Linked DNA regions of Mus musculus: region 2 is linked to region 1. A link is a loop called in an ENCODE intact Hi-C map of the cell type or tissue named here. Cell type or tissue: gastrocnemius. All regions are shown on one strand. Links, peaks and the distances in the headings refer to the core of each region. The heading gives the core; the rest is flanking DNA. Region 1 holds the start of Has3 (hyaluronan synthase 3). Region 2 overlaps Tango6 (transport and golgi organization 6).

Region 1 (12,321 bases), core at 4,322-12,321:
ATTATAGATATCAGCCAAGGTCACAGAACCAATTGCAGAAACCAGGATTGTAAAGCACTATGAATGCTTCTGTCTTATTTTGTTAAGAAAACATGTATCTTTCTTCCAGTTTCTTTAACAACAATTGGTATTTAAATTGAGACACTAAAAGAATGTTCCCAAGGGACATTGCCCCACTATAAATTTACAAATGTGTTTGCGATTGTACAAGGAATAGTTATATCATGTTAGGCATATTCATGACCTTGTTATTATTTCAGTGGACACGAGATATTATTTTTTTTTAAAGATTTATTTATTAATATATGTAAGTACACTGTAGCTGTCTTCAGACACTCCAGAAGAGGGAGTCAGATCTTGTTACAGATGGTTGTGAGCCACCATGTGGTTGCTGGGATTTGAACTCTGGACCTTCGGAAGAGCAGTCGGGTGCTCTTACCCACTGAGCCATCTCACCAGCCCCACGAGATATTATTTGTTTCAAGCTGACAAGGGGTAGATTGTAGTGGCTATTCCTGGTTGTCAACTGTGACTATAGTGGAATGAACTATAATCCAGAATTGGAAGGTTTACCTGTGATCTTAATCTGGAGGCTGGGAGATATAAGTTTCTGACCTGGATCTTGGCATGGAGATCTTGAGGCATAGTGGTTATGAATCTCAGAAGATTAAGACTGGGAGATCTCTGAGTTCAAGGTCATCTGGGATTAAAGGCGTGGGGGCACATACCTTTAATCTGGGCCACCCCCTCCTGCTGGAGACCTACGTAAGGACGTTGGAAGAAGGAAGATTTACTCTCTCTTTTTCGCCTGCTTGCCTTGTGGGACTGAGCAACTGCTAGATCCATGGATTCCCATTCACAGCTGCTGCAGACCATTCATTGTTGGGAGTTGGACTACAGACTGCAAGTCGTCAACAAATTCCCTTACGATGTAGAAACTAACCATAAGTTCTGTGACTCTAGAGAGCCCTGACTAATACAGTGGGTGAGCTAGAAAACCCTTGGGGGGGGGGGCGACCATCGGTCCGGAGATGTAGAAAACTGGAGTATCGGGAGCTATTCAAGAAAAGGCAGTCAGTCTACAGTATAGCTGGGAGCCACGGGAACCTCTCCCTTCTGGGGACCTGGAAAAACTCCTGGGCTTTTAAGTGGTTTATGAAATGACGTAATGCTTCATCTTTACTGTGTACCTTAGGAGCTGAAGCCGGCTCAGAATAGTGCCTTGGGTGGGGCTTTTCTGGGTGCAGCCCAGTCATCACACGCACAGGTAGCCACCTGGTGCTGGAGAACAAAGCCATCCTGCGCTTCAGAGCCTCTAGCAAGAATTTCCTGCATATACACAATGCACAGACGGTTTCTGGACCACACACCACTCTCAGAACTTCAAAACCCACAGCCACAATATGAATCTTAAAGACAGGCCAACCTGAGCCAGATGTGTTAGTGCAGGCCTGTAAGCCCTGCTCTTGGGAAGAGGCAGGTGGGTCAGGAATCCAAAGTCATCTCTGCTTCAGAATGAGTTCAAGGCCAGTGTCGGCTGCATGGGACCCTGTAACAGAATGAGCGAGGGGCAGAGGAGTGAGCTGGGAAAGTAGAAAAAGTTAATGCTGATATTCAAAGAACTGGGATGAAATGATTTCCCCACCCCCATCCAAAAGTCTTGTTCAGAGAGTTCCAAAACTAGAGCCCTCGAATCAGTCAAGTGGCTATTTCCCCATGGCCAATACCAGGTCCATGTAAGTCTCTGGACTTTCCCTCCTGAGCCTCTGGAGATCCTTCACCCATACTTTATATATATACACACACACACACATACATATATATATTTGGGTTTTTTTGAGGCAGGGTTTCTCTGTGTAACCCTGGCTGTCCTGGAACTCACTTTGTAAACCAGGCTGGCCTCGAACTCAGAAATCTGCCTGCCTCTGCCTCCCGAGTGCTGGGATTAAAGGTGTGGGCAACATTTAATTGGGGCTGGCTTACTTGTTCTGAGGTTCAGTCCATTATCATCAAAGCAGGAAACATGGCTGGTAGTGTCCAGGCAGACTTGGTGCTGGAGGAGCTGAGAGCTCTACATCTTCATCTGAAGGGCGGGCGCTAGGAGAAGACTGGCTTTCAGGCAACTAGGATGAGGGTCTTAAAGCTCACACCCACAGTGACACACTTCCTCCAACAAGGCCATGCCTATTCCAACAAAGTCACACCTCCTACTAGTGCCACTGCCTGGACCAAGCATGTTCAAACCACCACAGTCAGCCAGTACTCTTGAGGATCTGTGTCTCCAGCCCCCTCATTGTTGGATTTGGGGATTTTGGTTTTTTTAGGTTAGTTCAAACAGGTGCCTATCATTAAGGCAGGCAATGCCAGACGACAAGGGGTCTGCACTGTTCTTCTAGCTCTGGAGGGGCCAAGCGGGCTGCCTCTCACTTGCTTCTTGGTGCAGGAAATGGCCTTGCAAATAATCTCAGCAAGGAGTACCCTTGGGATGTGCACTCAAGCCTGGATGCATAATAGAGTCACTTGGGAAATGTAAAATATTCAAGCCTCAGGCCAGCCCCAGTGGCTTGAAGAAAATTGATCTAGGATGGGTTCCAGCCATTACTGTTTTTAAAAAAGTCCCCTGGGCTTTAGAAAAATCTAAAACAGACAGGAGTGAGAGCCATTGCATTGGTGTGCGTGTGCATGTGAGTGCGTGTGTGTGCATGCACGTGCAAGCAAGCTCTCCAAGTCAGCTATAAGAGGGATGGATTTTATTGAGGAGTCCATTCCCATACAGCCACGGGGATTGCAATTGCCCTTAGCTCTTCGAATGCTTTTGAACGGTTCAGTTCCCCTGCGACAGCGATAAACACTGCTCTTAAGCAAGAAAGAGGACAGACAGCAGAAGTGCCAGCATCGTAGGAGTTATTTATAACTGATGACCTGAAGATATGGCTTAGTGGTAGAGCCCTTGCCCTGCATGGGTTCAATCCCTGGTACAGCAAAAACCACCACCAACAAAAAACACTTGGACATGGTGGTATTCCACTAACATAAACCAAATGATCTGAGAGGCTGACTACACACAGGGTCGTACCATGAAAGTCTGGGGAAGTGTGTGTATGTGTGTCCACTTGGTGTCACAATAAGTTATGTGTATGTATAGGTGGGGACACAAACTACTCAAATAGAGTAGGTTTTTAACTCCCAAAGGAGAGAGACACCTTCTTTAGGGAAAGCTTCCTTCCGGGAGACTTCTGCAGCCCGTTCAGCATGCTCTGTCCTGATGGTTGCTGTGTTGTCAACTTGACACAAGCTGTTAGGGAAGAGCCACCCCAGTCAAGACGGTGCCTCTCGGTAAGCCTGATGGATGGCAAGTGACACTGCAGCATATAAGAAAGTAACATGAGCAAGCCGCGAGGAGCAAGCCAGTGAACAGCGGTCCTCCATGCTTCTTCAGTCCTGCATCCAAGTTCCTGCTCTGAGTTCCTGCCCTGACTTTTCTCAGTGACAGAGTGACAGAGTGTGTCCCCGAGAGTGGTAAGCTGAAATAAACCCCTTTTCCCCCCAAGTTGCTTTTGTTCGTGGTATTTTATCACAGAAATAGAAACCCTAAGACACTGCCCATCCCTTATCCAGGATCCCTATGTAACTGTGCAGGGAGGGGCACGGGGGCTCTGAGCAGCTGGTGTGTACCAGGCAGCCCTGTGTCCTTCTGTGGTTCTCACAGGTGCCTGAAGAGCTGGCACAGCTCGGCACGAGCCCCTCCCCTGCCAACTCCCTCAAAGAACAGTGAGGAGATTTCCATATGGCCAACCACCCAGGGTTTCTGCTGCTATATACGCAACACAGGGCTCCCGGGCTCCGGGCTCTGGGCTCCGGGCTCCATTGCTTTCGCTGTAGACTGAGGTTTTGAAATCTTTCTCACCCACCTGGTTACAGCATAGAAGGGATGTCTCAGAACTCAGAATTCTAACCATTTAGAAATGACTTGTTGGGCCTGTGAGGCATTTCAACAGGTAAAGGGTGCTTTCGATAGACCCACCAGACCTCAGTTTGACTCTGGGGACCCACATGGTAGATGGAGAAAACTGATTCTCACAAGCAGTCCTCTGATCCCCATATGCCATAGCATGCCTTCTGGAAAAAAGACAGAAGGGAAAGATGGCTGCACAAAGCCTTCTGTCCATCTGGTATGACCTAATCCTGATCTTCAAGGCTGCATGAAAGAGCCTGGCTGCCAGCAGAGCAAAGGACTCTTAGTTTAAAACAAATGCAATTCCCCATCAAAGGCAGGAGTTGCAACTTTAGCCAGGCAAGGTGTCCCCGAGAGGAGCGAGCTACAAAACTACAGCTTTGTCAGGCAGTAGCTGCCTTGCTGTACTCAAGGCACACACTCTCCACTCTGAATAATGTGCTAAGTCAAATTGTGAAGTGTACTGTCTCAAGAGAAGGAAAGCACTATCACCCAGTAGAGAAAACAAAGCCACTATTTGATTGGTTGGAGACAGATGGGGGACTTACTATGTCTCCAGGCTAGTCCTTTCCTTTCCTTTCCTTTCCTTTCCTTTCCTTTCCTTTCCTTTCCTTTCCCTTTCCCTTTCCCTTTCCCTTTCCCTTTCCTTTCCTTTCCTTTCCTTTCCTTTCCTTTCCTTTCCTTTCCTTTCCTTTCCTTCCCTTTTTTCCCCTTTCTCTTTCCCTTCCTTTCCCCTTTCCTTTCTCCTTTCCTTTCCTTTTCCTTTTCCTTTCCTTTTCTTTTCCTTTTCTTTCCTTGCCTATTCTCTTCTTTCCTTTTTCTCTTTTCTTTTCTCTCTTCTTTTTCTTCTTCTTCTTCTTCTTCTTCTTCTTCTTCTTCTTCTTCTTCTTCTTCTTCTTCTTCTTCCTCTCTCTCTCTCTCTCTCTCTCTCTCTCTCTCTCTCTCTCTCCCTCTCTTTCTTTGGGACAGGATATCTCTAGTATCTCTAGCTCTGGCTACCCTGGAACTCTCTATGTAGACCAGGAGGCAAGCCTCAAACTCACACAAACCTGCCTGTGTCTACCTCCTGAATGCTGAGATTAAAGGTGTGTACCACTATACCTGGCTCAGGCTAGTCTTGAACTCACAGGGTCAAGTAATCCTTCTGTCTCAGCCTGCCCCAGCTTGGGGGAAATCTCTCTCTTTTTAAACACTTCATCCTGCCATCCTCTGGGCCCACAGTGGGTGACACTGTCACCTTCTGAAAGCAGCACCCACAGTTCTTATCCCCACCCCCTCTCAGCCCTCTGCTGGCTGATTCGCCTCTCAGACCTCTGAGTCCTGATTCCCATCCTTACCGATAAATGTTGCCCGTGACCCAGTCTACCTGTTAGCAGTGCTTGTAGCCTACTAAACAACTCCAGAATCCTTGCTTGGTATGTTAAAGTCACACACAGTGTGGTCCTTAGCCACCCTCTTTTCAGAGCGGCCAGACTCCATCACTAGTCACAGCTGGAAGGTCTATGGGGTAAATGTCTTGTCTCAGCCAGGCCTCCCTTTGCCACTCTGCACACATGCCATTCTGCACACATTCCTGCAGTTTGTCTTCCTAGCTAGAGTGTTCTCCATGGACCTCTGTCCAATTCATTCTAGCCCACAGAGACCTCTCTTCTGATGTCCTCACTGCTCCAGGTAGATCTCCCCATCATCACTAATGATAACCAGCTGTGTGGCACATGCCCGCCATCTCAGCACTCTGGAGGTTGAGGCAGAAGGATCACTAAGAGTTTGGGGGAACTTGGGCTACACCTGGCCTCAAAAGTAGGCAGGATGAGGAAAGAAGGAACTGCCTCTTGGGACAACTTAATTTTGCAAGTGGATTGTCTTCAATATGGATAGTCGACGTGTGGCAACTAGCCTCAGGCCGCCTGCCCTGAGCAGTTTCCCATGTGAGTTAAGTGAGTGTGGCAAGAATCTTCTGAGCAGCCGGGCATGGTGGCGCATGCCTTTAATCCCAGCACTCGGGAGGCAGAGGCAGGCGGATTTCTGAGTTCGAGGCCAGCCTGGTCTACAGAGTGAGTTCCAGGACAGCCAGGGCTACACAGAGAAACCCTGTCTCGAAAAACCAAAAAAAAAAAAAAAAAAAGAAAAAAAAGAAAAAAAAGAAAAAAAAAATCTTCTGAGCAAGATTGAGGGGCTTAGTGTCTGCAAAAGTCAATTCTTCAAGTCTGAATAGATGTTTCTAAGTGACTAGATATGGAATTAACCCCATTTCTACATCCCTAGTACTCGGAGATAAACTCCAGGCATTAATGTAGCAGCCCCTGGACCACTTTACAGTGAAGGGATAATGCAAACAGGGACCCTCAAACTGGATGCTAATTATTGCAAATCCTCCCTGGCACAGGCAGCCTTTACAAAAAAAAATGGTAAAGACAGTTTGTATTTTCCTGATCATACCAGGTCCTGGTCCTGCACATCAGAATGGAGCAAAGTCCATTGGTATAGGCAAGTGCTGACTGTCCTAGCTGGGCCCACTGTTTCTGGGGAAGGTCTTAATTGACTGGCAATGATGTGCTGAACCAGCCCCACTCTAGAGCCAGCAGAGTGGTAAGAAGCCTAGCGGGTCACAGTTGGAGCCTCAGAAACTGACACACACAAGCTGGCCCTGGAACAGTGGCAGGAGAGGGAATGTGCACCCAGAGAAGCCATTCTGGGGACAGAACTGGACCTTTTCAAGATTGCTGCCCCATTCCTTGAGCCTCTAAACAGATCGATTCACAAGCAGCCAATTGGCAGACAATGACTGATGCATTTTGCCTGACCTATGGGATGTTTGTGTCCAACATCTGAATTAGCTGCTAACACTTAAAAATGAAGAGATTTCACGTGCAAGACTAAATTTTTTTGGTTTCTCCAAGTGGCTAGGCTAGGCCCTCCCATCACAGGGGGGCGAACTTCTGTATGGGGTATCTCCTCTCCATGGGGCCAGTGCACCTAATTTTGCCTCAGCCCAGCTTGTTTTCCTTGATCTAAAATGTTGCATATTACAACTCTGGGAGAGAGGAGGGAAGATCAAAAGGATCCCTAAGACCCTGGCTTCTCCAGACTTGAATGCCTCTGGGCGTGGCATGGGTGGCCCCGGCCTCCTAGGATCTGTAATAACAGATTTATCTAAACACCAATTAGAAACTGCTTGTAACTGAACAGCTGGATTGGCCGGATGAAGCCATCTCAGGCTGAAGTGACTGTGGCTTGTCATGTACTCTCTCGAGGACTCTGCAAATCTTGGAACAGTCCTTCCTCTACCTCATTTCTACCATGGAGACATTGAGGTTTATACTGTCACAGCCCGTAGTAAAACAAGCTGACAGACTCCTGAGCAACCCTCTTTACCCAGACACTACTTCTCTGAGTATCTATTGCAGGCTATAGCAGGGCCCCTCTGACCATTGGTAGCTCAGCACACATGACAACATGGGTCAATACCAGCCGTTATTTCTATATCTTATCTATTTATCGTGGATGTGTATATCATTGTGTAGAGGTCAGAAGAGGACTTGAGCTAGTTGGCCTTCTCCTTCCAACATGTCCCAGAGACTGGAACTCAGGTTTGGTCCAAAGTGTCATCACTCAAAGAGCCATCTCAACAGCCTTTAAGAGCACACTCTTTGGAGCTGGGGCTAGAACTTTGACAAAGCATGCACAGAGCTCAGGATTCAGTCCCCATCAGTGAATAAACTGGGTGTGGTGGCCCTCATCCTTCTCTTCGGAGTTAAAGAGGATAAGAAGTTCAGGTTTATCTATCCTTGGCTATATGGGAAGTTCAAAGGCCTATCCCGGGCTACAGACTCTGTCTCAACAAAACAAACTCACTCACTGCCCAGCCCTTTAGCCCATGCAGTGGTGTTTCTCCTGAATGAAGCAGGGTGAAAGGTTTTGATTTTGTCTGTCAGGGTGGGAGTGGGCGGAGCAGGGGCCCAGGGTGGCTGTGTTGTGGATTCTGTGGCTAAGTGACCTATGGGCATGTCTGAGAGGGATGGCTTCCTGACTGGAGCAGCTCACATGCCTATTAAATTGTTTCCGCCTGCGAAGTTATCTCTGACGGTTGGAGGACCCATAAATTCATTTTTAAAACTAGTCTTTAATTACAATTTCTCTTCAGGTTTTTCTGAGATGTAAAACCTCGAGATCTCCAGCTGGTTCTAGAGTTTCTACCTCTAACAAACACTCTTCTCCCCTGGACTCCCTCTCGGCTTCACCTCACCGGAGGAGTCTACACCAACTTCCAGGGACCACGGAACTGCCAGCGAGGATGTCGGATGGGGACCTAAGAGGTCGGGACGTGGGAAAGAAAGGTGGGGAGGAAGAGCCGTTTGGGCTTTAAGACCGGAACCTCCTGGATTCCTGCTAGACCAATCTGCAGCTTTTGCAAACAGCCTTAAAGTCATCAGCGCCCCGCTGCGGAATTCAAAGCTCAGCTTGTCATAATAGTTAACACCTTCTTTGACCAGCCTCCTTTTATTTGACAATTTTTCTTTTCTGTCCCTCTCTGTTGCCACCGGGAAGGTTTTTAGGGAGTCCCCTCACATAGCGAGCCGCCCCTTGGCGTTCAGAAGATTTTCTGGGGTAGCCCGTTTGCAGGGTGAGTAGGTTTCCAGGTTTCGGGAGCGGGGCGTGGGGGCGGGGATGGACATGAACGATTTTGTAGGTCCCCACTGGTCATCCGGAAAGTTAACGATGCTTCAGGTACTAGGCTAGGGACAATGACAGCCTTTCCAAGGCTGCTGGCCCGGAGGTCGGCGTGGAGCAGCTGAGCCTTGGGCTGCACTGGGGGTCCCTAGTTTTCTAGAGGCAGAGGTTGCGACTCTCGATTCGGAGGGGCTAGGTCCACGACAGACCCCGAGTCTGGCGAGCGCCAGCCGGTGGCCGGGCACCGGGCGCTCCCGCGGGCTCCGGGAGCCCTCCCACTCTTGCCAACTTTCCCTGCCCTGGTGCCGGAGGAGGGCGCCTTTCCCAGTGGGTCGCGCGCGATACTTAAGGCGGCTCTGCTGGGCAAGGCGGTCGTCAGTCGGAGCCCCAGCGGCACCGTGGAGGCAGTGCGCGGCGGCGGGAGCCGGAGGAGGAGCATGGAGCCGCCGCGGGCCTGCTGAGCACCGGAACGCCGGCAGCCGGCGGCACGGTGAGCGCACCCAAGGGGCCGGAGCCTCTTACCGCGACCTGGGGACCCTGGGGCTCCGGCCGCTCAATGCTTCCCGGCGGCAGTCGCTTGCACCATGTTCCCTACCCCCTCCTCCCTTTCTTCCGACATCCTGGGCTCCCGCAGCCTCTCCTCCCTTCCTCCCTTGCGGCTCTTGTTTTGTGAATGAATTGGGGGTGGAGGGAGGCTGTGCGGGGAGCGAGGCTAGAGTGCCCCTCCCCCCAACTCACGCCCGCAGGGGGTTCACACCTGCGGGGACACCGAGATCTCCAGCGATCTGGTCCCTACAGCACAGGTTTGTGAGATGAGTTCCTCCTCCTTGCCGGTTCAGAGAGGTCCAAGGGTGCCTAGGAGAGATTGGAGGAGCTCCAGCCGCTAGTGCAAGTTTCTGTACTGCCGTGCGTGAGCCCGGCTGCAGGGCGCACCTGTCAGTGGGAGAGTTGCTGTTAATCTTGCAGCCCTCAAAGTTCTACTGCTGGGTAGGGAGGTGTGCGTCCTTGCCTGGAGGTTTTTATTTCTTTTCATTGTCCTATGGGACATGGATCCCGTAAAGCGCCCCCACCCTCGTGCCCTTGAATCTAAGTGCGCCTTAGCTAGCCTGGGCGAGCTTTCTTGGATCTCTTTTGAGAGGATGGAGGAAGCGGCCCAGGATATAAGATCACATTCTGGTTAACCGGCTTGGGGAAATACAGTGTCCTCTCTGGGCAGAGGACCTCAACAAGAGCCCGTGCCAGAGCCTGACTGTACATAGAATATCCAGCTGCAGAACCTTCCTGGGTCTTCTGTAGGGAGATGGGTACCTCTTAATTCCTGAGGGGGAGGGGGTCTGGCCCCCGGATGGAGGGGGCTGGCAACTGCAGGGATGCTGCCTTTGTTTGCAGGCACTCCTTTGCCAAGGTACCTGGGGCCCTGAGAAGATGAGTAGGGTCTGGGCTGGCAGTTGTTCCTTGGCTTTTCCGTTCCTTCCCAGCAGAGTCGTGGGAAACCTGCACGTGGGTGTGGCTGTGTGGCTTTAGCCAGCGGGGTGAAGCTCAAGCCGGGTGAGGAGCGTGGCGAGAGCTTCCTTAGCTGCCTTGGACCTGACCGGACAGCCTCTGGAACTGCACCGAGGCGGGGCGCCAGGACGCAGGTTGCTGGGCCAGCCACAGCACCTCCCGTCCCTTCCCAGAACGAGGCGGGCAGTAGGGCCCGCAGCGTCCCCTATGTATCAGCTCTAGCTGGAGACTAGGCAGGGGACGTATGCCTGGGGCTCCCTGAGCTGGGTGTGTGCAAGGAGGGCTGGGAGTCCTACAGAGGAAGCATGCGGCGGCTCCCGGGGCTGGTAGGGCAGGCCGCCCAGAGGACATGCTTCCCGGAGAGGCCAAGCTGCCAAGAGTTCTTTCCAATCTACACTGCTGGAAGAATGCTTTTGCGGATTTAAGCAGTGACTGTTCCGCACCCATCCTATGTGATGGATATCTCTGGCAGCAGAGTCTATTCCTATTGGGATGGTGCCTGGATTCAGGGAGACCAGGATTGAAGCAGGTTTCCGAAGTGAGGGGTCATTGTCTAAAACAAGGATTCTCCAATCTGGACAGGTAGCTAAAGAGACAGGAATGGAGGGCAGCCGCTCCTTCCCACACTGCTTCCTAACGCTCCCACCTGGGAAAGCCCTTAGGGGCTAATGTGCATCCATTGTCAGGGAAATTACCTGAGATCTGAGAAGCAAGGAACCATTAGCATCCCTCTTGGGGACATGGACAGTAAGTCTTTGGGCAAGGTCAGGAAGCCAGGAGGCAGTGGAGCGTGTCCAAACCTTGGTCTCCGATGTCAAGTCCTGGGCTCCTCTCATTAATGCACAGTTGTTCCCAACAGGATGGGGGCTAGAAACCCCAACTTAGTTACAAATGGGAACCTACACTGTTTGAGTGGCTGGGCCGGAAACATGCCGGCAAGCCTACCAGGACACTAGGACCAAGTAGGCGGAGCTCCCCAGCAGCCTTCTCTGCAGTGCTTGCTGCAGTCCCCTATAGCTCAGTTGCTGGTCTTACAGCAGGGCTGTCCACACCCCAACTCCCCTCTCCCATCTCTTGGCCTTTTCTCCTGCCTCTCAAGTAAAGAAAACAGTGAAAGCCAACCCTGCGCAGTGTCTTACAGAAGGGTGGAAGAGAGAAATGATTTGTGTCTGTCTGCCTCACACCCCTTTTACATCCCCTGCCCCTGTTTTCTCCATGGGCCTTTTGCTGTGCTGGGAATGGTCCCCTCCCAGGGTACACTTAACACTTAGAGGTGGTAGCTGTAGGCCTTGGGCTGCCCCCTGACCCATCTTCTCCCACACTGCCTGTAGAGCTGTCCCCTCTATGCCCAATGTCCCCACAGAAGCTTATGGATTAAGAGCTTTGGGTCAGGTAGATCACACCTACCATATCCCAGGGGACTATCTGGCTTGTCTGTGATCAACACTATTCTACTGCCCTTACATGTCACGTGTTTGCTCCTGGAACATGCTATGAGGTTAGTTGTATAATACATTCTATGGGTCAAATAGCTGAAAGGGGAGTGGGTCAGTTAGAAATGTCAGAACTAGGACTTGAACCCCAGCAACTTAGGCTCTGAATTTCCAGTGGTCTTAAGTCAAGTTCAGTAAGAAATAATGGTTTTTAATAATGGGTCATTTCTTTTGTCTTGGGCCTATCTTGAGAATGCTCAAGCTTTTTTGACAAGAAATGCTGAACTTGCTGGGCAGTGGTGGTGCACGCCTTTAATCCCAGCACTTGGGAGGCAGAGGCAGGCGGATTTCTGAGTTTGAGGCCAGCCTGGTCTACAGAGTGAGTTCCAGGACAGCCAGGGCTACACAGAGAAACCCTTACTCGAAAAAAGACCAAAAGGAAAAAAGAAAAGAAAACAAGAAATAAATGCTGTCCCTGCCTGATCCACTATCTCTTTATCTTGTTTTTAGATGCCGGTGCAGCTGACTACAGCCCTGCGTGTGGTGGGCACCAGTCTGTTTGCCCTGGTAGTGCTGGGAGGCATCCTGGCGGCCTATGTGACAGGCTACCAGTTTATCCACACAGAAAAGCACTACCTGTCCTTTGGCCTCTACGGTGCCATCCTGGGTCTACATCTGCTCATCCAGAGCCTGTTTGCCTTCCTGGAGCACCGTCGAATGCGCAGGGCAGGGCGCCCCCTCAAGCTGCACTGCTCCCAG
Region 2 (12,321 bases), core at 2,005-10,004, 50 kb before region 1:
AGTAATTACTTTTCTATTGCTGTGATAAAACATGACTGAATTAACCTTTGTATGAAGGAGTTTATTTGGTCTTACAACTGGAGAGAGCTGGTGGTGGAGTGAAGGCATGGTAGCAGGAAGCTGAAGGCTTACAGCTTTTCATCTTTCTTTCCTTTTTCCTTTTTTTCTTTTTTTGAGACAGGGTCTCTCTATGTAGCCCTGGCTGTCCTAGAACTTTCTTTATAGACCAGGCTGGCCTTGAACTCACAGAGATATGCATGTCTCTGCCTCCCAAGTGCTAGGATCAGAGGTGTGAGCCAGCACATCCAGCAAGGCTCACATTGTGAACCATAAGCATAAAATAAAGAGAGCAACCTAGAAATGTTGCGAGGTGAACACTCAGAGCCTACCCCCATTGATGTACTTCCTCCAGCAAGGTCATACCTGCTGAGGGTCCCAACAGCACTATCAACTGGGGACCACGTATTCAAATGCCAGAGTCTTTGGGGGTATTCTTACTCAAGGTTCTCCACCATCAGTGTAGTTTCCTACGTGGCAGGGTACCTGAGAGGAGACCTTAATGCTTGGGGAGCCCTGAAGAAGCTCAGGTCGCCATCATGGTTCCTAGCAGACTGAGTGAGTCAGGTGAGCTCATAGCAAATGGTGGCTTGCAGTTCCCCAGTGGACTGAGCGTCAGACACTTTAGCACACTAACTGAATTGTAACAAACAAAGCTCTGGGGAAGGGAAGAAAGACAGCTGGGATATTGCAGTCGTGTTTTCTTGGTTCATACCCCAACTCCAGTGGCTTCCCTCCTGGATGGTCCAAAGTCGGTTATTGGCAATTTTGCCATTTGATTGGTTATGGTTATGTTTGCATAGTCTTACTTATACTTGGTGTGTGCCAGCTCTTTGGGGAATGATGGTTTTCCATGATTCAACCTGTGAAGAAAAAGCCTTTAGCAGTCTTGTTTATTAGAATTCGTACACTGACTCTTGGAGCAAGTGTCATGGATTAACACAAAATGATTTCTGTCCTGTGGGAGAACGTAGAATTGGAAAGTGGGGGTGTTATACCAATTCATAAATTAGTAAAGATCTTACATCATGTCTGTGGTTCAGCGAGACTTCTAGAGATGGAAGGCAACAATGGGCCTGTCCTTTGGAGTTGGAGGTGAGAGACAAGCCATGGAGTAGCTGGTCAGACTAGACAGGTAGAAGGTGACAGACAGCCTTGCAGTCTCCCTGTGTCTTGTGTCAGACAGAAGCTCATGGCAGCAGCCTACAGGAAGCTGCATGTAAGCTGGGCCTTAGGCCTGGCCTGAGCGAAAGGAGCTATTTCAGCCTTTAAATAGCACAAGGCCATACAAAAATCTCAGGGCCTTGATAAGCCATTGCATATTCGAAGGATGTGGTCCTGGTGGCAGAGGTATTGAAGAAGGTCCATGGGACTCTTCCATTCTCAGGTCCCAGGCAGTGATTGCCCTGCTGCGGCCTGCCATCCCAGCAGTCCCTAGAGGAACACAGTTCTTTCCACTTTACCTTCAAGATACCATAGGGACTGAAGAATTAACTGTAAAGAGAAAGCCCTTTTCCAAGCAGGATGCTTCTCCCTGGATATCCAAATGCTAGCTTAACAGTGAGAGCCAGGCTCTCTCACTGAGAACTGAGGCACAGGGAGGCACCAGTAGGCTTCTAAAAGGGGAACCATGCTCGCCCAAACTGGAATCATGGCTCTCAAGCTAAACCTTGAGAGGCACAGACAAGCATGTAGGAGCCTTGGCTTAGGAGATTGTTCTGGGTTGGCTTCCTATGTTATGAAAGTCTGGAGAACTTTCATGTGTCTGGAAAGACACAGCCTAGCTGTAACTTGTTTCTCCACCTTCAGTTCCTATCTTGTAAATACTAAGCTTGAAAGTAGAGGTAGCTATTATATTGTTGCCTCTTTGGAGGTGGTCCAAGGAATTCCTCCTAGGACTAAAATGCTTCTACCGTTAATGCCAGGGGCATGGAAGTTGCTCCTGCTGGCCTTGGGTTGGGAGTTCTAGGTCCAAAGCAGAGAAGTAGCTTACTGGATCTTACTGAACAATGGCTCTCCGTAGGTTGCAGTTTCTCTAGGGCTTGTCTTCCCTTCCAAACTGCACGTTTGTGTAATGGATGCGCGACTTGACAGAATGCCAGCGCATGGCAGATGCAATTATATTTCAGAACAAGCCTCCTCCTTCTAATCTCTCTGCCATCACTGATTAATTAGATACTTTGAACTCTGCCCAACTGTTTGAAAGCTGTGAAAAATACAACCTGCATAGTTAAAATTTCTACACAAGCCAGTTTCCTCATTGTGCCTGCATTCTCCATGCTTTGAACATAATAAGTATTTATACATGTTTTCTAATACACGATCTGGCTATTTTCTTATCACGGCTAAAATTCCCTCCACTGTTAGCCAAGAAGTGCAAGCACACAATGAAAACCTAATAGCAAAACTATGTGAGAAACCAGCTTAACAGTTTAGACAAACTCACAGTCTGTTAGTACCACGTGACACACAAGTCCTGCTTGTCATCTTGAAACTTGCATGGGTGCTTCAGAAAAGCTGGTTGTCTCTTTATTGAAGTTTTACAGTATTTTTCTGCATTATGACAAACAGTGGTAGGTTAGGTGGTACAGGATTAGAGAATCTCTCTTTCTCTGTCTCTCCCTTCCCCTCCCCCTCCCCCTCTCCCACTCCCTTTCCCTCCCTCCTCCCCTCCCTCCTCCCCTCCCTCCTGTGTGTGTTCCAGCTTCAAACTCAGGTCCTCATGCCTGTACAGCCTGCAGTACCAACAGTGCTACCCCCAGCCCCACACTGCTCTGTTACATACAATTATTAGGTATGTATATATGGCACCAGTGCGTGCGTGTGTGTGTGTGTGTGTGTGTGTGTGTGTGTGTGTGTGTGTATCCGAGGACAGTGTTCAGGGGTCAGTTCTTCCCTTTCCCCTTTCTGTGGGTTTCAGAGATAGAGCTCAGGCCGGCAGGCTTCAGTAACTCATGCCTCCACCCATTTAACCAGCCCACAGCACCATGTTTTACAAGTAGATTCCTTTCTGAGATACAATTGTCAGGGCCTGAGTGCTAAAAGATCTGTTCCACAAAGGAAGGAACTCAGGCAGAATCAATCTCTCTCTCTCTCTCCTTCTCCCCCTCCCCTCCCCTTCCCTCTTTCCCTCTCCTTCTCACCCTCCCCCTTCTCCTCTCCCTTTCTTTCACTCCCTCTTCCTTTCTCTCTTCCTCTCCCTCCCCCCTCTCTTCCCCTTCCCCACATCCCCATCCCTCCCCCACCTTCTCTTTCTCTTTCCTTCCTTCTTGTGTGGGCACATTTCACACTCGGGTCCTCGTACTTGAAACTGGCTGTGCTGACTTCCCAGAGTGGACACTAGGTTTGCAGGGCTGGGTGGGCAGCAGAGGGGAAGGAGTCTCTCTCTCCTCCTAACCCTGTGCTGCACAGAGGCTTAAGAACATCTGGCCGGGAACTGACACTCCTTAGCTAGGTCCTAGCACCTACCATGACCAGTCCCTCCTTCCTCTGATGTGAAGTTCCGAAAGACGAGCACCTAACACCCTTTCCCTAGGTTTAGAGAGAATCTTGCATTTTGACCTTTCCTTTTTTCAAAAACTCCCTGGTTCCATCCATGAATTTCCAATCAGATTATGACCTTTTCCAGGAAAGCTTGTCTATACCAAACCTCTGCCACTAAATCTCAGCTTCTTCTTTTTTTTTTTTGATTTTCCGAGACAGGGTTTCCCTGTGTAGCGCTGGCTGTCCTGGAACTCACTTCGAGGCTGGCCTTGAACTCTGAAATCCACCTGCCTCTGCCTCCCAAGTGCCAGACTGCTCCTGAGGACTGTGACTGAGAGAGACAGTTGGAGGCCTGTAGGTAATTATGCAACCCTGATTCCTCTTGACTTCTCCCATCTCCCTCCTAGGTGACAGCCTGCCTGATTGCTGTGGCTAAGACAGACAATGATGTTCAAGTGCGCAGAGCTGCAGTCCACGTAGTTGTGCTGCTGCTTCGGGGACTCAGCCAGAAAGCAACAGAGGTAAGCCCGCCTCCCCTTCCTTCCGTTGTCCTGATATCCAGTCTTCTTGTACAGGTCCAGCTCAACCCTTTTCTTAGATATGAGCTGGTCAACAGAGTTTTCATCATTTGCATCTCCAGCTAGAGTCTCTGCAGTGCATTAGAGTTGCACGGTAACTGACTCAGGAAAACCACACAGGCTTACCGAGGCCCTGAGTCCTGGCACTCTCGCGGGGCAGGTTCCAAGGTGAGCTTGGAGTGCAGTCACCGTGCTCTGCAGTCTGAACTCTGGTGAGTGGTATTTCTGACTCACTCCGTTGTTCATGCTTAGGCACAAGAGGCTTCATGTCAGAGACTGGCTTCCTTGCCAGGCCTGACTTCAGTCCATACTTCCACTGTGGCACTTTTTTCTTCCTTCAGGGGGTTTGATTGGACCTCTCCCTGGTGTATAGCTAATATAGGAAGAAAGTTTATGCATCCGAATGTGTGCCTAGATCAAGTGACCTCAAATTAATTTCTTTCTTGCTTCTAATGGAACCGCCTTCCCAGCTGATTTCAGATAGAGCCTGCATTAATAATTCACTTGCTGGCACACACAGACTCATCTGTGGCCTGCACATCAGTATTTAACCAAACCTCCAGGAAGCCATTGTGAGAGTGATTGTTCTGCCACACAGAACAGCTTTATTCATGCTTATAGTTACCGTGTCAGGTTGCGGAGGCCTGTTTGTACATGTAGGCACTCTCAGTCACCCTCTTCCCACCTCACACAGCCATGCTTCCTCCATCAGTACCTCCTTGCCATTGTTCAGCCCGGCAGCTGAACTTCCAAAGGGCCACTTCCCTGATCGTCACCCTCAGCTGCGCCTCTCTGCCTGCCCGCCTTCTCATGCGCCCTGTCTGTGGTGCGGGTTGGCCTGAATGAGCTCATGTGGCATGAACTTGTTTTAAAAGCCTGACTATCGTGGCCTCAACAAGTAAGGATCTGTTTTTGTCAAGTCTCAGGAACCAAGGATAGCAGGAGAGACAGTTCTAGGCACATTTACACCCTTTGGGGGGGGGGGCAGTTTCCTAGAATCACCACCCCTACCCCACCCCAACTTACTTTTGTTTTATTCATTAGCCAGAATGCTCACCTAACCACTCCCCACTGTAAGGTATCTCCATGTTGCAGTTAGCTGGCACATTTCTGCTTGGAACAGAATCAAAGTTTAGTTAGCAAAAAGGAAGGCAGGAAATGGATATTGGGACTGTGGCTAATAGTGACTCAAAGGACGTGGGGAGAAGGGTCTGGCTGAGTCACCAAGCTTCTCTAGAGGAGCAGTGTGCAGTGATGGAGTTCTCAGGGACGCGTGCACCATGACCTGACAATTCATAGAATTAAATGAATTATAAATTCTCAACAAAACACAGCTCTTATGGAAAACCTGTTGTACACATGAGAATTAAGAAACATCTGTGTTAGGTGGGTGGTGGTGCACGCCTTTAATTGTAGCACCAAGGGGCAGAGGCAGGTGGATCTCTGAGTTCCAGGCTAGCCTGGTCTGCAGAGCAGCCAAGGCCACACAGAGAAACCCTGTCTCAAAACAATACAATGCAATACAATACAAGAGAAAAGAAAAAGAAAGGTTTGCTGTTTTCTGTCTTAGTTAAGATCCACAGGGCTGGGATGTAGCTCAGCGGTCTAGCACCTGCCCAGCACTCAGCACAGGAAAAGCCCTAGACTCAATCACCAACCACTCAAGAAACAACTTAGGCTAGGCTTAGTGTCAGATATTTAAAATCCAGCATTTAGGAAGCAAGGCCGGTGGATCATGAGTTTAAGGATAGCCTGGGCTACAGAGCAAGAGCCTACCTCAAGCACAACACAACTTGTGAAGCTTTTGGCAAATATATCATGGTCCCCGTGTTGTTCTTGTTGCTGTTTTTTTTTTCCTTTTGGGGCCAGGGGTTGATTTACATGTTCTAGTCTGCACTAAACTATGTCCCTACTCAATATCACTATTCATATAAATTGCTAATAACTGGGAAGATGGGGTGAGGGGAATATCGGGACTCTATATTAAAATCTTCTATAAGCCTAAAATTAATTAACAATAAAAGTCGGTTTAAAGGCTGGACACATGGCTCAGTAGTTAAGATCATGCGCTGTTCTTGCATAGGGCCCAAGTTTCATTTCCAGTACCCATATTAGTCAGCACCCTGCTTCCTGTAACTCCAGCTTCAGCCAGTAGGATATATATCTGACCTCAGGCACACACAGATACACATCTACACACAAATAAATAATAAAATATATTTAATATTAAGTTACAGCTTTGTAAGGAGAAATCTAAGCTCAGTGTGTTGGTTTACCCTCGTAATCCCAAAACTTGGAAGCTAGAAGCAGGAGGGACAGGGGTTAAAGTTCATTGTCTGCTACAGAACAGGAGCTCCTGGGCCGCATGCATTCAATGAAGCGGATCTCTGAGACTCTAGCTGTGGAGTGTAGCTTACTTGGAAACCTCATACTTCGTGGTTAAAGGCCCTGATTTTGACCCCTAAGGCCCAAAAAGAAAAAATTCTGTTAGTTCATGAATCCTTAGCAAGTGTGAGTTACAGTATGCACACATGAACACACACAAAGGAGAATGTGTATGTGTGTGTGAGTTAGAGAGAAATGATGGGCTTGCACAGTGAAAGATGAAGCGGAAACTCCAAGCCAGCTGTGCTGTCGTGTGCCTGTGATCCTGGCACTCAGGGGTTGAGAGCAGGAGGATCAGGTGGCTGCGCTGGCTACATGGCAAGGTCAAGACTGACATGGGTTACAGGAAGGGAAATGAACGGAAACATTATCCTGGTGTCTCTCGTCTGTAACTAGCTAATGGAAGCAGCACTCTACCTCGTCGAACAGGAATCAGCCTGTGGTCTTGCAGATCTTTGTCACTTTCAAAATGTGGTGTAGACAGGAAATGCCTCTCCTGTTCTCCAAGCCTCATTCTACTCGCACTCACTGAAACTTATAGGTTGTGCTTACGCAGTGAGTGAAGGAAAGGAAGGAGGACGGAAAGACTGTCTCCCCACTGCATCCCTGAGACCAGGTGTGTGGAATCTTGTAAGCGTGGTGTGATTACACCCGGGGCGCTGTAATGAGTGGAGACACTGGCCAGAGCTCACGCTGACATTTCTCCTTGGAGCTGTTTTGCCCCCCAGGAACAGCTGAAGTGAAAACCCTGCTCTGTTGGTGAAGTTGTGTATTTTCTGTTCTGTCCCGCTCCATCACTGTCTCTACAGCTACAGCCAGAAGACAATGCTGGGTTTCATCTGTTGCTCATGGATGTGAAGCCCAGAACCTGTGGTGATGGCATCTGGACAGGGAGGGAGAGGGATAGAGCAGGATAAAGAGGGAAGCCACCACTGCTCTTAGTTCACGAGGCAGTTTTTAGCTCATTCCCATTTGAAAGTAGCCAGAGTTTTGTTTTGTGGCAGTCAACCCAAAATCTGTATGCACTTTCTCATAGGGGGGAAGATGGGTCTCTTCTTAACTTTGTTTTAGCTTTAGATGGTATCTATTTAATTTACAGCATGACAGTTAATAAGCCAGAAGTTACCTTCTTTAAACTCCTATCTACCTAACCTTATTGAAGGATAAATTTGCTAAGAATACCCAGGAGAGGCGGCATGGCCTGTTCGGACCTGTAACTAGTGTTGCTTTCAGAGGTAAGAACAGCCTTCTTGACACAGAAAGAGCGAGCTGGGCAACAGGGTAAAGAGGTGGCACGTGACTCCCACCCTCTTCCCATGTTTGATCTCTGCCCAGGGACTTGCTCGTTCTATGCAGTAGTCTAGAATATACACATTCATAAATTTATTCCAAAAACAGTAATTAGGGCAGTGGACGTTGGGCACTGTCCTGTGACGCTGGCACTGCTTCCCAGAGCAGCCACACAGTCTGTGTGATACAGTGAGCGACCTGCCTGAGAGAGGGAGCAGGCAGGTTTAAGAGGCATCCAGGCTTAGAGGGCTGACTGTGTGCACAGGAGTGTCTGTCTTCTTGGCTTTCACTGCAGGGACAAAGTTAAGAAGTTATTTGCTGAGGCACACAGTACTGTAGGGACATAGCAAGGAGGACTTCTTAGCCCATACTGGAAGGAGTAGTCTAAGACAGCAAGCTGGTGAGAAGAGACTGACAATCTGAGAGAAGATGCAGAGAGCAGGTCCCAGTCCTGTGTGTTTTTGTCTGTGGCTAACCTCTGAAGCAGGCAGTATAGCTGCCTGCTTTACAAAACAAAACAAAACAACCCAGAGAATCCGGAGAAATGGCCAGGTGAGTAAGAGCACTGGATGGGCAAGCATCTCCCTGTGACCCCAGCTCTCAGCACAGGAACATGTGTACTGAGGGGCAAGGCAGCGAGGACAGGATGGCCAGGCCACCAGTTTAGCTCTAGGTTCAAAGAAATGAGAGAGCAAGGGGGTGGAGGGAGAGTGAGCTATACCCCTGACATCCTCCTTTGGCCTCTGCACATGTAAACAGGTACATGTACACATACAAGCACACATGCACACATGTGTAGTCATATACACATATGCACATGAACCACATTCAGTGCACTGATACACAACACACATAATCACTCACACACAGAAAATAAATAAATAAATATGTAGCACAGTGATGGAACACTGGCTTACCATGCACAGGCCCTGGGTTCAGTCCCCAGCACTCCAAAAAGACAAAAGGAAAAAAGAAAGATGCATCCTTTGGAAAGCAGGATTCAGGGTTTCCATAACTTCACATTTCTAATACCTAAGGTACAATTCAAAATTGCACAGGCTGGGGCTGGCTCAGCAGTGAAGAGAGCTTGCTGCTCTCAGGAAGGATCCAGGTTCGGGTCTTGTCACTGGCATGGTGGCTAACAACTGTCTGGAACGCCCTCTCTGGCCTCCAAGTACATTCATTGCACACTTGTGCTACACAAACACATAAAATAAAAAATAAGTAAACCTTTTAAAAAAGTTACTGGATGTATTTAAAAGAAAAAAGAGACAATGAAAAAATAAATCAGTTCAAAAGTAGAAGTTACCAATTCTAGGAACAAAGGGTTTTGTTTCTTTTTAAAGTACTTAAAAGTAAATGCTTTAGCAGAGCCAAGGCTATAAGGAACCTGCCTGTTATTTCCAGTGGGAACGAAACACCAATGCTCACTGATTCTGTACTCAGTGACTTTATAAAGTGTAACTACCATGAATAATGGAGAAATGGAAATAAAGCTACATATATAATAGGAAGAAGGGAGCAGCCGGGCATGGTGACACATGCCTATAATCTCAGCCCCAAAGGCAAAGAAAGACAAGAGGATTGCTCAAAGCCAGCCCAGTCTACACAGCAAGCCAGAACTACGTAACAAAACTCTCAATTAAAAAAACAAAAACAAAAACCTGGCTGTGGAGGGGCCACTGGTAGGATATGTTGAAGAGGGGCTCAGGAGTTCCAGGCCAGCCTGAGCTAGACATATTAAACAAAAAAAGGCCTGGTGATGCTCACCTGTAACACTAGCCCTGGAGAGGCTAGAAGAGGTAGGAAGAGCTTTGTGAACTCAAAGCCACCCTGGTCTGCTCAGGGAGTTCTAGACTATCTATCTATCTATCTATCTATCTATCTATCTATCTATCTATAGTGAGACCACGTCTCAAAACAAACAAACTAAAGTGATTTAGTGTTGACTATAAAGTATCTACATAACTTGTGCCTTCCGCATAGTTTTCCCAGAAGAACTATGACAGCTTAGCTTCTTTTGCATGTAGTTTGCAGTGACCAAGCATTTTGTTCTGAAGCTCATGTGTGAAGAGGTATGTAGTGGTACACATCTGTAGTCTTGGCTCTGGGAGACTAGGCAGGAGAGAATTTACCTGAGCCATCTTAAAACCTGCCTCAAAAGACCAAAAAGAAAATTCCTCCTTCCAGCCCCTAACTTTAACGCCAACAGAGTACTCTCTCTCTCTCTCTCTCTCTCTCTCTCTGTTATGTCTAGTGGGAGATCAGCAGTAGACTTTGGAATTCATTCTTTCAAAATGAGAAAAAAAAACAATTATTTTCTTTTTTTTTTTTTTTTTTTAAAGATTTATTTTATTAATATATGTAAGTACACTGTAGCTGTCTTCAGACACTCCAGGAGAGGGCGTCAGATCTTGTTGTGGATGGTTGTGAGCCACCATGTGGTTGCTGGGATTTGAACTCTGGACCTTTGGAGGAGCAGTCGGGTGCTCTTACCCACTGAGCCATCTCACCAGCCCACAATTATTTTCTAGTATGTATTTACTGTGGGGGCTGTGCATGCCACAGCGTGTGTGTGTGTGTGTGTGTGGGGGGGGGGGTTATAGGACAGCTTTCAGGAGTTCATTCTCTCCTGCTAACATGTAAGTCTTGGGGCTCAAACTCAGTCATCAGGCTTAGAGGCAAGTACCTTACCCACTGAACCATCTTGCTTCCTGGAGGAGGAGGGAAGGAAAGATCTTAACAACAGGTCATTTATTTGAAAATAAAGCAAGCCTGCAGTTTCTACAGGGGTAGGTGTTTGGTTTTATTAATTTGATGGTTGAGTCAACTTCTGAATCAGATGCAAGCTTTCATCCTGCAGTGACTTTTTGTTTCAAGTACAGCATTGGACCGTTTTGTTGGATTTTGTTTATTTGGTTGGTTGGCAGTTTGTTTTGTTTTGTTTTGAGACAAGATCCTTTGTAGCCCAGGCTGACTCAAAACGCACTATGTAGCCAAGGATGGCCTTCAACAGGATCCTCTGCTTCCATCGCTTGTGTGCAGGGGTTACATGTGAAGACCACCATGTGTAGCTTTTGTTTTTTGAGCTGGGGTGTCTTAGTCTTTATTGCTGTGATAAAACACCAAGACCAAAGCAACATCCTGAAGAAAGGGTTTATTTGACTTACACTTCCATATCACTGTTCATCATTGAAGGAAGTCAGGGCAAGAACTTGGGGCAGGAGCTAATGCAGAGGCCATGAAAGTTGCTTATTGGCTTGCTTACTTGTCTTGCTCAGCCTGCTTTCTTATGGAAGCCAGGACTAACCAGCCCAGGGATGGCCCCTCCCCCATCAGTCACTAATTAAAATAATGCACAGGTTTGCGCACAGCCCAACCTTATGGAGGCATTTTCTCAACTGAGGCTCCCTTCTCTCTGATGACTGTTGCTTTTATGTTAAAGCAATGACATAAAACTAGCCAGCACACGGAACCTCTATAAAGCCCAAACTAGCCTAGAACTCACGATGATCTGCATCTGCCTCAGAGTGGGATCACAGGAGTGTGCCATCATAGCTGACATCCAGTGTTAGGCTCTGGTGGTAGAAGCCTCCCTCTTAACATTGTTATCCGGAAGGCACGAGTGTCTGTACAGTTCATACTCAATAAAGACCAGGCATTTAATTATTAATTTAATTAATAAGAATTAATCTTGTGTCCGGCGTTGTTTGTAGTGTCATTGGAGTTAAAAGTTGTCATGGGATTTAAAAGTAACTTAAGTTTCTAAGTTGTCTTTTGCTGGTCTGTGTACTGGGCGCTGTCCGAGGGGGTCTGAGGGGCTCTGAACCAACTGGAGCTGGCAAAGAGTTATCGATTTCTGAGGGAAAGCCAGAGTAAGGTGGGCTGTTGGGCCTCTTCCGTGGCTCCCACTGCCCCAGAGTTGGTGGCAGGTGGCAGGAAAGCTTCAGGAGAGAAAACTTCCCTGGAGCATTACGGCACAATAAGACAGGCACACTCAGGTGATCTTTGGTGTCTTTGGCGAAATAACTCCTGCACTTTCTTCCTTGTGGCTAGGACTTTATAAACATGTTGGGTGGGTTGGGATCTAGAGGCAAGTGCTTTCTATTGGCTTGGTCTGAGATGTTAGGGATACCTCCTCTGTATGTGGAAGGACATCAGGTGTTGTCCCCTATGTGACTGATTGTCACAGTCTTCTCAATGGGGTGTGGTGGTCATGTGTTTCCCAGGACAGGAACCAGGCCGTGAGAACGCCTCCCATTCTCAGTTATGAGAATTGCTGGGGTTCCTGAATCCATTGGACCTTAGTAGGTCCTCTGTCTGGAGTGGTAGCACAGTCCACAGCCCCCAGTCTTCTACGAACCTTCCTTTATCCTCTCCAACTCATCAACCAAGCAACACTAAGTGACTGTAGATTCTGTCGCATTGACAAGCAGTATCAGCCATCATTAGGTCTACCCTACTGCATTATGGCCTTATTTAGAAAGATGTGACCATTACAGTGACCCTGTTTCTAAACAAGGTCACA

Evidence for each region. Peaks named below come from ENCODE experiments on the same cell type or tissue, not always from the same donor. Only the 100,000 strongest peaks of a DNase experiment are listed, where the experiment ranks them.
Region 2: it touches region 1 in a loop (7-fold over the local background); 6 of 42 quality-filtered maps call a loop at or near these places.

What each region holds. Positions count from the first base shown.
Region 1 is chr8:106,861,836-106,874,156 of GRCm38, forward strand. It overlaps Has3 (hyaluronan synthase 3), which reads left to right and starts at 9,001. Exons shown (of 4, transcript NM_001331048.1): 1 at 9,001-9,116; 2 at 12,073-12,321. The coding sequence starts at 12,073. In gastrocnemius, for the core only: CTCF peaks have their summits at 8,950 and 10,324; DNase peaks (open chromatin) are centred at 6,572, 8,377, 8,959, 9,334 and 2 more places; H3K4me3 peaks cover 3,376 bases; H3K27ac peaks cover 3,519 bases.
Region 2 is chr8:106,814,509-106,826,829 of GRCm38, forward strand. Tango6 (transport and golgi organization 6) reads left to right here. Exons shown (of 18, transcript NM_173037.1): 17 at 3,948-4,061. It overlaps Gm34197 (a long non-coding RNA gene), which reads right to left. Exons shown (of 3, transcript XR_387997.4): 3 at 11,089-12,321. Among named protein-coding and RNA genes, the nearest start is that of Gm34197, 26 kb to the right of the region's middle. In gastrocnemius, for the core only: no CTCF peak of the experiment used is centred there; a DNase peak (open chromatin) is centred at 2,144; H3K4me3 peaks cover 676 bases; H3K27ac peaks cover 3,242 bases.